Regions from separate parts of the Homo sapiens genome. Here region 2 is linked to region 1. A link is a contact called in ENCODE Hi-C or POLR2A ChIA-PET data. All regions are on one chromosome and are shown on one strand. Each heading gives the region's core, a stretch centred on a gene start or an enhancer-like site at or near the end of the contact. The rest is flanking DNA. Distances are from core to core; before and after follow the strand shown. Region 1 overlaps LINC00886 (long intergenic non-protein coding RNA 886). Region 2 overlaps LEKR1 (leucine, glutamate and lysine rich 1).

Region 1 (4,305 bases), core at 742-3,241:
CACCCCACCCTCTTTTCCTAACTGAATGCCTGTTCAAGAATTTGGGTATATTTTTATTTGATAAGATGAAAAGATGAACTCTCCACATTATGAAGGCTAACAGAATAATCTTTTTGTAGGTGCTTCACAATATGAATTTGAAATGCTTGCTCTTGTTTTGATCCCTGTACTCAGGTGCCGAAATGTTATAGTTAGGAAAAGTTGTCCCTTCTCTCATTTATCAGCATTAAAGTTCCTGAAATAATCTTTAAAGTGTCCAAATGTTGCCATAAAATGTTCGTCACTATTGTCTCCTCAAGTTGCTGAATTTCTGGGATGTTTTGAATTTTTAAAATACATTTTAAGCACTTCAATATATAAAACAAACATAACTTAAAAAACAAAAAACAGCACTCTAAACTTTTTTACCATCTAACTCAGGCCCCCAGTTTTCAGTCAATAAATTATTCAACTCCCCCCGCCCCAACTTTAGTAGAATGGAACACGCTCTTCTGCTGTGTGACAATGGAGAAAGGAGGTTGATGTGTGCAACTGCCACAGCCCCCCACCTTCCTGGGAATGCTCGCCTGACTTTGGGCAGACATTGATGTGGCCCTAATGACTATTTTGACTGTGTTCTGTTTTACAGCTCTACCCAACACACAAGAGGTGAAGTACTGCTTTGTTTTCAGAATTAAACTGTCTCCCAGGAAGCCTTCTAGGGTCCCCTTTGCTTTTCCTTGGAAAGGCTCCAGATAAGAGACAGGCTATTGTTCCTCCACAGCAATTCACAGGCTTGCTTTTCAAATAATTTATCCAATCTCTTCCCTCCATGATAGCCTAGGCTTTCCCTACAATCACATGATGTGACCTGTAAAGAAAAATAAAACAAACACTTATCTGGAGTTCTGACTCAAAGAACTGGATTCTATGGAAATTACAGGCTTTTGCTCTGGCTGTACAGATGTGAGTAGGAATCCATGCATGGCTAATGCAGGAAGGGAACTGGCCTCCATGTGCACAGGCCTGCCAGTGTGTGGGTGGCCCAGGATGAAGCCAGACCCTCCTGGGCAAGCCTCAGCTGGGTTTGAGTCTCCGAGCAGGAGGCCTGGGACTCACACCTGTCCACTTAAAATGTGACAGCCCCCACCACTAAGCTTGCATTCACACAGCCCCAGAAGATGGACTGTCCCCAGCATCCTCACTTGTGTGGTGGCCTCTCATTCCTGTGGCCACTTTAACAGAGCTTGGCTCACCCAGGACCCTGCTTGGATACAAACAAGCTGGCCTTTGATGACAGGAAGGGAGTGGAGATTCCCTCAACGTCGGAGTTTTAATCTTGGTTCTGGGAGACATTACCTCCCTCTTTGTGGATCGCTGATTGCTTTCAAAACAACCAGGAATCATTTTACCTTACGGGGCTAGTGTGTGCTATGATTAATTTAGCTAGGCTCTTAGAAAACAGTAAATGGTGAGCAGCCCTGTTAGTTCCCTTTTTAGAAAGCACTTTAACACCCCTGGGCAGCTAGTTTGATGAGAAGTGCTACTCACCATGACTCTCATGCGCATTCCTTTTTCTTGACTGATTCTCGAAAGGCTTTTCAGTCCCTCTGATAAAAATGCACTGCTTCCAAATGAGTCTAAAAATTAAGCAGGAATACAAATTTTATCTTTAAAAAAATAAATCCTAATTTCTAATGAAGGAAAAACAAGAAATAATTTCATGCTAATTAGGAGGGAGACACATAGCCTGCATTTTGGAGATAAATAGGACAAGCTTTTGAGTTTAAAGTTTAACTGGAAAATGTCTGCCTCAAAGGAAAACTCAATTTGAAGAACTTGCTCACAGCTTAGGGATCTCACTCAAGCCATTCTTACCCTTTCCCCTTCTCTTTCCTTTCCTCTCCCACCCTCTCTTTCAATGCCGAACCCCAGAGGCCACGGGAGTGAGTCTTCACAAGGCGCATTAGTACATCTTGGGTGGTGCCGAAAAGCAGGGATTACAAATGCTGGAGACAGTTTGGCAGCGGATGTGCCTCAACCCAGCTCTGCGGATTCCACATTCTTCCCCTGGAGGGGAGCCGTCGCCGCGGTTGCCTGAAAGCCCATACTGCCAGCAGCCAGGGGTTCAGCAAATGCCTGGGGAGCTGAAGGGTTTTCTAGAAACCTGTCCAATCTCTGCCTCTTTCTCTGGGGTTGCACAAGGATGTGCCAAACTCAACCCGTTTGATAGTTTTAAACGTGCCGCTTACATGTGTTTTTAATTTTTATGTAATAAAGGAATGAATGCTTCATAATTAAAGACCAGTTGGTGATTAAAATCAGTTTCGTTGATGACTAACAAACACAAATAAAACCTGATATAAATCTTTATGAGATCTGTGAGGCCCACAGCAGCGACAGTTCCTCTTCTCCTGACCATGTTTTCTCTGAAGCAGCATGTCTCTCCACTTTCCCTCAGCTTTGTTTTGCCCTAGTAATTCTCTCTGGCTTCTACAATTGCCTATCCTTTAACCTCCTGTTTTTGATTACCAACTCGTGTTTATTTTAAATGTAGTTACTCGCCAATTAAATAGAAATTAGCTACATTTAGAGACAGGGTTCCTGATTACTGCTTTTCCTTTGGCAACTGTTAATTCTTCTTTAGGCAATCCTGAAAGCAGAAATCCCAAGGTCCAGATCACCTTGCCAGGGCACCTTAGGGTAGCTACCTGTTAAATCCAGAGTTGAAGGAATCAGGGATGAGATGCTCGCTTCACCTGTTGGGACCTGGAGCAAGTTGGGCTGTACTGGAGACGTTTCCTGTTGTAATTCAGTTAACTCTTTTTTTTTTTTGACGGAGTCTTGCTGTGTTGCCCAGGCTGGAGTGTGGTGGTGGGATCTTGGCTCACTGCAACCTCTGCCTCCTGAATTCAAGCCATTCTCCCACCTCAGCCTCCCGAGTAGTTGGGATTACAGGCGCCTGCCACCATGCCTGGCTAATTTTTGTATTTTTAGTAGAGACAGTGTTTCACCATGTTGGCCAGGCTGGTCTCGAACTCCTGACCTCAAGTGTTCCACCTGCCTCGGCCTCCCAAAGTGCTGGGATTACAGGCGTGAGCCACTGGCCCGGCCAACCCATTTTTGATTCAAGACAGACTCTCCTCCAGAAGGAGGAGGAAGAGGAGGAGGTGGGGGAGGAGGAGTGGAGCGGAGGTGGGTAGAGGAGGAGGAGGAGGAAGAGGAAGAAGAAGAAAAAGAAGGAGGAGGAGGAGGAGGGAGAGAAGGGGAAGAAGCCATCTTCAACTTTTGTTTTTTAGGGCAGCTGAAATCCATCTTCCTTTTCACCCAAACACTGATACAGCTGCCTGTTTGGGTGAAGGAGAGGCTCCCTTTCTGGGTTGGATAGAGCACATAGGCTATAGCAGTCAGCATCAGGGAACAGTCAACATGTAGCCTTCCTATTTTTAAATCAAAGCCATTGTGCTAATCACCCAGATAATCTGATATGGATATCATTTATTCTAAAATGAGAACAAGAAACACATCTGTGACAGAATTCATTAGTGCAGTCCTTTTTCAGTCCCAACATGTGCTTCTGCAGATTGCATATGTCTATATAAATTCTATAGGTTGTATTTCAATTTATATTGCTTCTTCATGAGGAAATGTCTTCTCCCGTTGCTGTGGTTTGAATATTTGACCCCTCCAAACCTCATGTTGAAATTTGAGCCCCAGCATTGGAGGTGAGGCCTGGTGGGAGGTGTTTGGGTCATGGGGGTAGGTCCCTCATGGGGGCAGGTCCCTCATGGGGGCTCTCTTGCCATGTGAGCTCTGCATACAGCAGTTCCCCTTTGCCTTCCACCATGAGTAGAAGCAACCTGAAGTCCTCAACAGAAGCAGATGCTGGCACCATGATTCTTGTACAGCCTGCAGAACCAAAAGCCAAATAAACTTTTTTCTTTATAAATTACCCAACCTCAGGTATCCCTTTATAGCAACTCAAAGATGCTTACAAGGGTCAATTAACTTGGTTTATAATAGCAAAAAGTGGAAAATTCCCTAAAGGCACAATAATAAGTGATTGGGATTGGTTAAATAAAGTAAATTACATATTCATTTAATGAAATACAGTTTAGCCATTAAAAATGGAAAAAAAGGACTTACCACTCTATAGAGAGATAGAAGAGACATCACTCTTACACTTACAATGAAAGTAACTGAGTTAACTTCAAATTCAGAACTTTCTTTGAACTTATCAGAGAGCTAAAGTGTCAGAACAAACAGGCTCAAAATCTGAAGGCACTGGGGTCAGCCTGATGCCTGAGGACACAGAATAGACTGGGT
Region 2 (4,305 bases), core at 624-3,123, 110 kb after region 1:
CTGGAGTAGAGGGTGATGGGGCAAACAAGGCAGCTTTTGTTAGTCATTTTCCTTCCTTGCTAAACCTACCTACCTCCAACCTAGACTGGCTGGATCAGTTAGGAATACAATCTATAGTAAGTGGCTTAAATGGACAAAGGTTTATTTCTTGAAGGAAGAAGAAAGGGTATGGGCAGCTTAGTGATGTCACCAGGAACTCAATCCCTTTCTATCTCTCATTCTGTCTTGCTCAGTAAGTAGGCTTTTAGCCTTATACTGGTCTTATGATTTCATCATGGCTTCTGTATCACCAGATATCATGTTTAATTTCTAGGCAGGAATATGAAGGGGGAAGCAGTCAGGGGAAATGCTTATATTAGGAGATCAAAAACTTTTTCAGAAAGTTTCACCTTATGTGCTATTGGTCATGACTGCAGAGGAGTCTGAGGCATTGGCTGCAGGGTGTTGGCTTGTTGCTTCCTGAAACAATATCAGGTACTGTTGTAAGGAAGAAAAGGAAACAGACACTATCAGGGCCTGCCTCACTGGGCCATTAGATTTTTCTCCAGAGTATAATGTGTATGCTTAATTTCATTCACTGAGAGGAAGAAAAATAGTATCTTGAGAAAATAAATACATCAACAACTCCCTTTATAAAAGGTCTTATCTTTTATACATGTCTCATCCAGGCTTCTGCTTTTTGTACTTTTGCAGCACTTTTTGGTGTTTATGGAAGTAGTGTAAAGGGCATTTATGCTAAAAATGATTGGGACAACTTAATTTTGAATAATCAAGATTTGATAGAACAAAGAACTGATGCAGAACTGTAGTTCTTATGGGATGGGGCCTACTTCCTAGGGAACTATTTTCAATCTCTGGGGCCTTTTCAATCCCTCACATCTCTCTTGAGATTCTGATTTGCCCATTTTGGGGTGTGGTAAGAATTCCTACAGTAAAATGAGGACTGTTACTGATGGAAGTCTGCTTGGGCATAGGAACATGGGAAAGGCAGGGAAAAAACGTTGAGTACCATTGTGGAAAAACATTCATTTTCAGGCCATTGAAAAATGGCTCCAGTAGACACAGGGCCATTAAAAAATAATTTTAAATCTAGAAGTTCATATCACTTTTTTTGTCTAGATGTGTAAGTATGAATTTATTACATTGATGTTTGTGCTATGCATTACTTGAACTTTGAGGAACCTAAACAAGCTTATTTATAACATGTAGATCTAAGATCAGCTAATCTTTTTATTATCTTTTCATTTTTCTCCCACACCAACACTAGATTGTGCTCCAGACCAAAGTCCTTAGGTATAGAACATACTATTTTCTTTTATTTCTTCTCTCCATGAACATGTGCAAACAGTAAATAGAAGTTGACAGGGGTTTTTACTATCAGTATAAATAATGTTTACCTGGGTTTCCTTGTTACTAAAACTGGCAAGGTTAAAGAGATTGATACTTATTTAACAATATTGATAGACCTATGTATATGTGTATATCTTTTATTACCAGCATAACTTTGAAAGCCCTTCGTGTATAATTATGATGTTGCTGTAGCAACATGGTTACCAAAATAAGGTACATTTTTTTTCTGCTTTGTCTTTTTAAGGCATTCTTTTTCTCCCAAAGCTTTTTAATCAGCAGTTTCAGGCCCAGCCACTTATTATTTTTTCTATTCACCTTTCCACTTTGAATTTCCCTTGCTTAAAATTAGTTACTTATTATTATAACAAATAAAATAATTTTTATTGGCATAAACATAGTGGGAATTATAAGAATGAATTCGAAGGGAGGCAGTGTATGATGTGGTATAGAGTACAGGCTCTGCTAATACCTAATCCTATGACTTTGCCCCTTAATCTTTCTGTGCTTTGGTTTCATCATCTGTAAAATGGACGGAGAAAGAGCTGCTTCACAGGGATGATACACACATTACTCATTGCTTGGTAGGAATTCAGTTACCTTTCACTTCCCTCACCTTCCTTTTTCCTTTTTCTATGTTTGTTAACTAAGGTTAGTAGCATACTGTTTCTCCCTATAAACATTGTCACTTTCATACCTAACTTGGATATCTAAATATTGACTAATTTCACAAAGGAAGTTCTTGAGTCTAGGAAATATCCTAATCTCAGCTCTCCCACAATTAATTCCAATTTAATTGGTGTTTTAACCAAAGTCTAGCCCAGCTTTGGTTAAGTTCGCAGCCGGTGGAGTTCCACTCAGTGGAGTAGAGATTTTATGGAAAGCATAACTGTAGAACTTAATTATTACTTTTATTTATTATATCCCCTTTCTTTGCAGAAAGGATATGCAGTGATTTAAAAGGGCATAATAAAATTATCAACATAGGAGGGAAAAGGGAGGGAGACGTTGGACAAAAAACAAGAATTTGAATATGTCGACCTCAAGGGTCAAAAGTTAAGTTTGGCTTTCCAGCAAATCCTTTTACCTGAGCTCCAGGGATTTTCATACTCATAGCCTTTTTGTAGGAGTAGGAATAAGGCAGGGGTTGGGGAGGTGGGTTTTTTGTTTGCTTATTTAAGCAAGGCTGACTTTAACATTGGAAGAAATCCCCAGGAAGTCTAAGCGAGATAATTCAGTAGAGTAATTAGGCTCTGGTGAGAACTTCTACTATCTGTGTATCTGAAGCCAGTCCTAATAGGCAATAGGTGGCCACCCCGTCTAATGCTGGACTCCATGCTGCTCTTCATCAAGGAGGCAGCAAAATTATTTTAAAGAATGCACCTCTGGCTTGTCTTTCAGTTAGCTTTTCTCTTGACCCTCATCCCTCCACCCATCTCCTTACTGCCTCACTTACCATAACGCCTGAACAAACAAGTCAGATCATGTTATTTTAGCTTAAGAACAGGTTAATTTTTATTTGTTGCAGGTTTGAATTAATGCACCTTCACAAAAGTGGACAATTTGAATTTTTCTCAGATTCTTTACATATTATTTACATATTTATAACTGGGAACAGCTTTCAAATTGGAGAAAAATGAATTAACTCATTGACTAAAGTATGATCCACAACTCTTATATCCATTTTACAGATGGCTAAGCAAACACAAAGAGATTAAATAATGATGCTCACACAGCTGATCAAATTCTTTATCTTTCTCTTTTATATGATATCACTATTCAGGTTAGTTGAAGAAACCAAACAAATACAGCTATGGTAAGTTATGGTAGAGTGAAGAGACTGTCATTGGAGGCACCTATTTTAAAAGGACAAGGCACACCAAATCTTGAGCCTTGTCTTCTTGGACTGAAGAAACCCAGTTGTACAAAAAGCCATCCAGTGTTAGCAACTCAACCAGGGTTGGTTGAGTTGACAGAACTGTTAGGGAAGCTATCCCTAGAAACATTGTGAAGAACTCAGCAAGAAATCTTCATGTGTTATTTGCCACATTTTAAACTAAAGTGAAGATGTAGTGAGATGGAAAATTATTTTAATCAACTAAAGTGGCTCCACATTTGAAGTCACTAATTTAGACATCCCATTCTTTGTGTACTTCTCATTGTCCAACTTGATCAGTTTCATTGCGTCCTGAAGTCTGCTGATGCCTCTACCTTCTCTCTTTCTTTTTCTGTTGTCACTTTCTTTCTTATCCAGCTTAGATGCCATGTTTGTTATGTCAGTCATCCTTTGACAGTATCTTCAAGTCCCATTTACATTATCCTTCCATCGTATCAGCTGGAAAAACTCCTAATGTGGATGACTCCAGTTAACCACACTCTTCATACAAGTACCCTGGCTGCCAGGAATCTGGCAGTGCCTATTATTTCCTCGTTTTATGGTATTTTCATCTTTTCTTTCTCTACAAACTCCTTCTTTTCCAACAGTATTTCCTCAGGACTCCAAATAAACAAATGAAATCTTCACTTAAACTGAGGCATCTTCCAGATACTTTCTTAGCTCCCCCTTTTCTTGCCATTCTTACTGAATAAATTACCTGGACTTACTGCTTTCATTTTCTCACATGCATATATCCCTCAGTTCACTGTAATTTGGTTTCATTCATCAACATTTCAAAAAAAGTTCTAATTCAGATCATCATTTATTTCCATGTTACTAAATCCAAAAAGTATGCTAGTTATTTGTCTTTCTTGACTTCTTAATAGCATTTGACACAGTATTTTACCCCTTTTATCTAAAACACTCTTATTTCATATCATATTCTCATTTTTTATGTGGCCTTTCATGATACCTATTGCTTTTTATTGTCCTTTTTTGGCCTCTCCACTTCCTCCTGCTATGTAAATACTGGAGACTTCCAGGGACCTGTCCACAGCTCTCTTCCATTTTTATTCTACATT

Evidence for each region. Hi-C counts contacts between places; a loop is a spot of excess contacts on that map. ChIA-PET counts read pairs that join two places held with the same protein, here RNA polymerase II (POLR2A).
Region 2: a map of CD8-positive, alpha-beta T cell shows a loop between it and region 1 (2.0-fold over the local background). The contact joins two enhancer-like sites. A Hi-C loop is called at or near these places in 1 of 168 maps with a recorded cell type or tissue (CD8-positive, alpha-beta T cell). POLR2A ChIA-PET finds 5 or more read pairs at or near these places in 4 of 52 experiments (GM12878, H1, OCI-LY7 and 1 more).

The regions. Positions count from the first base shown.
Region 1 is chr3:156,749,565-156,753,869 of GRCh38, forward strand. LINC00886 (long intergenic non-protein coding RNA 886) reads right to left here. Exons shown (of 3, transcript NR_038387.1): 2 at 1,531-1,619; 3 at 1-850. Among named protein-coding and RNA genes, the nearest start is that of LINC00886, 65 kb to the right of the region's middle. RefSeq lists an enhancer at 1,288-2,041. Within about 2 kb of position 1,992, at least 7 of the 41 ENCODE cell types and tissues checked have a DNase peak (open chromatin) inside an H3K27ac peak, as active enhancers do.
Region 2 is chr3:156,860,623-156,864,927 of GRCh38, forward strand. The region is part of intron 3 of LEKR1 (leucine, glutamate and lysine rich 1); the gene reads left to right. Among named protein-coding and RNA genes, the nearest start is that of LEKR1, 36 kb to the left of the region's middle. Within about 2 kb of position 1,874, at least 2 of the 41 ENCODE cell types and tissues checked have a DNase peak (open chromatin) inside an H3K27ac peak, as active enhancers do.